2 separate regions of the Homo sapiens genome follow, and region 2 is linked to region 1. Evidence: read pairs that join two places in POLR2A ChIA-PET (ENCODE). Cell type or tissue: PC-9. All regions are shown on one strand.

Region 1 (2,500 bases):
AAGACTATATATGCAGGCAATTGTACATATGTTTAGATTACACATACAGTTAGGCCATTAGACCTTGTGTCATTAACAATGTCTCCAGTTTTTTCAGAATAAAATTCAAGGTCTTTTATCACAGCACCAATACTCAGACACTTGTTTTACATTGCTCAGGGTTTTCACTTGTGCTCTGGGCACTAGCAATCGTCTGACTTCCTGTTAAATGAGGAGTTACTGTAACAGGCAGCATCTAACCACCACAGGGAAAGATTTAGGCAAGCAGGATAATCGGAATCATTTGGTTAATGGCCCTTGCCTTTACCTTATTACATTTTTTATAAATTTTCTGAGTAAATCTCATGTGTACAAAGGTTTCCCAGGTGTATTCTTTAACAGAAATAAGCCACAGAAAGGAAAGGTCCTTCTGCAGACCAATCTTATCTCTGCAACTTAATAGCACCATGTGATTTTGAGCAAGTTGCTGAATTTTGCTAAATCTGTTTTCTTTATTCATAAAATAAGGATGATAATAATACATTATTAACTCATGCAGTTGTTGCAAAGCTTAAGAGAGTATTATGCCAAATGCTGAACACTGTGCTTGGCATATGAGAAGTGCTCAATAGATGAGAGTTATAACAATCATTATTGCTTATAGTAAGTGGCAAAGAGTCCACTGTGCTTTAGTGTCCTAATAATGTTCAGCCCGTCATCTTATTGTTAATGCCCTGCCAGGCCCAAATGAGGAGGCATACTGAGATGAGGTCATTCTGTCCTCATGCGTTGGGAGTCAAAGGACTGAGTCTTTCTACTTTCTTCATTTCCTCCTATTGTAAACATGCGCTAATGACATACTTACTGCACATTCACACAGCCTGCTTTTCTGTATGGAGCCAGGTACACATTTTCATGTAAGGAACTCTTTGAAAATATTGTCCAGAATGTACTCTTCTAATAGGAATTAAAGATGAAAACATTGTATTACCGGACATTGTGGCTAGCACTGACCCTGGAGGTTTGCTTTGAGTTGTAAAGATTTTAGAATATGGACTTCAGTTAAAACCTATGCTGAATTTTTCTCGTGTAAATGTTTGTCTTTAAAAAGTGTGTTGTCACAGATACCATGAATAATTTGAATTTAGATGAAAACAGCTTCTGGAATTATGGCAAACTAGCCAAGGGGCATATTAGTCATATACTGGATAGTTTTTCCTGGAAATCTATAAATTGCCTTCTTAACATAAAAATAAAGGAATAGATATGGCCAGATTGCTCAAGTGACTCCATTGCTCATGTGGTTACATGTGCATTTTGTCAGCTTTGCCACACTGTAATTGGCTCTTCTGTTGGATAACTTCCTAGAAAGCCTAAAATAATTTAGTCTATATAAGTCTTATGAGTCAATGATACCCTAAGTGGAAACACAGGTATTTAAAACCAGCCAGCTTTCCTTTTGACTTTTTTTTCCTGAGGCCCTTCTCAGGAACGTAACTATTTTTGTTAGGAAGTGCAGAAAGGAGTGGTCTGTTGTTTAATGACAGAACCACTGACATGCAGGAGGAGACCAAAGGGAAGGTGCCTTAGTTCTAAGGAAAAATCTTTTGTCATTTGTACAGTGAAAGCTCATTATAAGAGCTAGTTAAGCTTCTTTAATCTAAAATACATCCTAATTGCCTAAAAAGGTAGTCCAGAAATTTTAGGTTAATATATCTTATTGCTGTAGAAAATATTAATGCCTTGTTTTCAAGGTTTTAAATCCATTTTATGAATAATAAAGTAGAAAATGAATCAAATACAGACTCCTATTAGTAAAATTTGGGGGAAGGTAGAACATTCTGGGTTCAACCTCACTGAAATCTCATTATGAGTCCTTGGTGAATGCTTCTGTTATAAAATACTGATTTAAATATGGTACCAGGGGCTGTCTCTTAGAAAAGAAGTTTGCATGTAAGATAAACTGGAAAGCATTTTAGATCTCATACTATTAGTTATGCTCTTGAATAAATTATGCTTCCTTCTGAAATGAAAATGTGTATTCATGAATATGCTTTGGATTTCCATCAAGTGTTCTTAAAATGTCAAATTGCGTTCAAAAGTTGCTTCAGCTTGATGGGTCAGGCAAAATCAAATATAGAAAGTGAGGCCAGAATCTATTTATGGAGGCAGTAGACCTTTCACACGTGGCCCCAGCCTGCCCCTGCAGCCTCAGCTCCTCCTGCCACTCCTCCACCCCACAAAGCCTAGCGCCAGCCACAGGGACTGGGGGTCACTTCCTGAACATGCTTTCCTCCTGTGCCTTTGTTTACCCTGTTCCCTTTGCGTGTAGGGCCTAACTCAACATCCTCAAAATCTGGCAAAAATCCCATCTCCTTGTAGTGGTTTATGTAATCCTTTGGTCAGAACGAAGAGCATGCTGCTTTGCCAGTCGCTGCCCTTGTCACACTATACTCAGACTGTCTAAGGCACAAGACGTTGTTTTACTCATCTCTGTGTGTCCTCTGAAAGCCAGCCCAGG
Region 2 (2,500 bases), 140 kb before region 1:
AAACCTAAGGGCGGGGAAGGAAAAGCCAGTCCCACCTTTGAGGACAAAGTCTCAGGAAGGCCGTGGGGATGGAATTATGTGCAAGCAAATGGTGAAAATTGTTCACCTCCGGATGGATCCAGATGGCTGGGAGGGGCCCTTATTTCCCAGAGCCACAGGTGCCACACCCGTGTCTGGCTGGGGGCTGATGTGAGGAGGATATTACGAGGACGCAAGAAGGGGGGATGTTCTCTATCACTTAAATCTACCCAGGCCTCAGGGCATGGCCTCTCCTCCAGGTAAACTGGCATAGATGGGGGAAGTGCCCGAGGATGGCACTGCCCATTGCTGTAGACACACACAGAGAGTGAAGGCTTCATGGAGAAAGGGGTCAACATGGGCCTAGAACGGGAGGGCTGTGATGGGGACCATCACTGAGCCCCACTCCCGGGAGCAAGGGAAGGAACTGCAGGAGGGAGGAGCCCTGTCTTATTGGTTCTAGATCCACTGAAAGCGGCCACAGTTCTGAGGACTTGGGCAGGTTCCAGAAACAATGCCAAATCTCCCTTGCTAGTCCATCCACGGCCTGTGTTCCCCTTGCAGCACCTAGCTCCATGTCACCGACGGGAAAATCCTGAAAACCATGCAGGCTGCACCCTGGCCCCGAGGCAGCTCAGACCGGTGGAGCTGGCCAGGTGGGAGAGGAGGGAGCCATGGTGAGGGGTGACTACAAAGTTCCTGGAGAGAAAAGCCACGTGACCGAGGTCTGAGGCAAGAAAGGACTAGAAGGCAAGGCCAGTAAGGTTCAGAGAAAGGGCTTATGTTCCAGAAGGTCTCCATAAATGCAGGGGAATTTGGAACAAAATGCTAAACAGAGATTTAAAGGAGGAGGCACTTACTGGAGGTGTGAGGGCAGGGCTCTGGAGGAAGTGGGGAGGGCTGGCCTCCCAGTCGTGTGTCTTGGGACATCAGCGAGGGAGGGACAATCACACTTTAAGCCAGTTCCTTCAATACACCAGTTTTTATCATCATAACAGAAGCTACAGAAAAGAAAGTGGGCCAGCTCTCCAGAGTTGAGGGGCTGCCAGGAAGGCCAAGTGGCATGAGCCGGTGGATGGACTAGCACTGAGGAAAGATGAGAGTGAGATGTGTCCACTCGGTAACCCTCTACTCAGCACCTCCTTCATGCCGGGCCTTGCAGATGAACAGCAAATATGGTCTGCTCCATGCCTTGAACTCACTGCCTGGCAGGGGTCAGAGTTGTACAATCATATAATTACAGCCTGCTCTCCAGCCTTCCTGGTCATCCAGTGTCAAATGAGGATATTTTTGGAGTCTAAGTCATCATATTGCACAATGTTTTCAGACCGCACCCTTCCCTCACCTGAGCTCATGGGTAAGGAATTCTCACAGTTAACTTCTAGACGTCTTTCTATGGACTGAGAGCCACTTGGTTGGCTGAATACAAAGGTGCTAAATATTTCTCAAAGGGGCACAAGAGAAACTGTGACTTCCTAGCTCAAGAGCCCACAAAGCGGCTTGCCCCCATCCATGGGCCAGTCTCCATCGCCGTGCTGATAGCATCAGTGGACATTTGCTCATGATCCAGTATCCCCCCCTTTTTCTTTTTTTGAGATGGAGTCTTGCTCTGTCACCCAGGCTGGAGTGCAGTGGTGCGATCTCCGCTCACTGCAACCTCTGCATCCTGGGTTCAAGCGATTCTCCTGCCTCAGCCTCCCGAGTAGCGGGGGCTACAGGCGTCTGCCACCACACCCCGGTAATTTTTTGTATTTTTAGTAGAGAGGGAGTTTCACCACTTTTGGCCAGGCTGGTCTCGAACTCCTGGCCTCAAGTGATCCACCCGCCTCAGCCTCCCGATGTGTTGGGATTATAGGCGTGAGCCACTGCACCCGGCCAATATTTTTAAGTTCCAGCATGTTGAATTGGATAAGGCAGCCAGTCAGGCAAGGGCATAAATTCTGTTTTTTGTTATTGTTGTTGTTGTTTTCAGAAGGGATACCTATCTCTAATCTTTTTTTTTTTTTAAGAGACAGAATTTCAACACGTTGCCCAGGCTGGTCTCAAACTCCTGGTCTCAAGGAATTTCCCGCCTCTGTCTTCTGAGTTTCTGGGGCTACAGATGTGTACCACGGAACCCAGCTGATTTCCCACCTTTGATATATTATGAGCAAACGATTAGGGAGAATTAATTATTCTCTTCCTCTTTACCCTAGGAAATGATGTTTACCCTAACCCAAAATGTAAGAATTTATCAGGAAAACACTACCTATAAAGAAGAAATCTGTCCTGCTTGGTGGTGTAAGGAGAACAATTGGATTTGGTCCATGTCAGAAGATTGCGGACCAAATCCCACTACTGCCAGCAGGGTCATTTGGAGAAAGATACTTTGTAACATTGGACCTCTGTTTCCTCATCTGTAAAATGGGAATAGTAAGAATAATAATACTTGTCTCACAGATTGATGTGAAGGTAAAATGAGGTCATGTGTGCACAGAATCTA

Evidence for each region. ChIA-PET counts read pairs that join two places held together with the same protein. Peaks named below come from ENCODE experiments on the same cell type or tissue, not always from the same donor. Only the 100,000 strongest peaks of a DNase experiment are listed, where the experiment ranks them.
Region 2: POLR2A ChIA-PET joins it to region 1 with 5 read pairs; 2 of 35 experiments call an interaction of 5 or more read pairs at or near these places.

What each region holds. Positions count from the first base shown.
Region 1 is chr3:127,952,546-127,955,045 of GRCh38, forward strand. The region is part of intron 4 of KBTBD12 (kelch repeat and BTB domain containing 12); the gene reads left to right. Among named protein-coding and RNA genes, the nearest start is that of KBTBD12, 39 kb to the left of the region's middle. In PC-9, no CTCF peak of the experiment used is centred here; a DNase peak (open chromatin) is centred at 1,296.
Region 2 is chr3:127,816,368-127,818,867 of GRCh38, forward strand. The region is part of intron 2 of MGLL (monoglyceride lipase); the gene reads right to left. Among named protein-coding and RNA genes, the nearest start is that of MGLL, 4.9 kb to the right of the region's middle. RefSeq lists an enhancer at 980-2,179. In PC-9, a CTCF peak has its summit at 1,184; DNase peaks (open chromatin) are centred at 674 and 1,344; H3K4me3 peaks cover 897 bases; H3K27ac peaks cover 2,500 bases.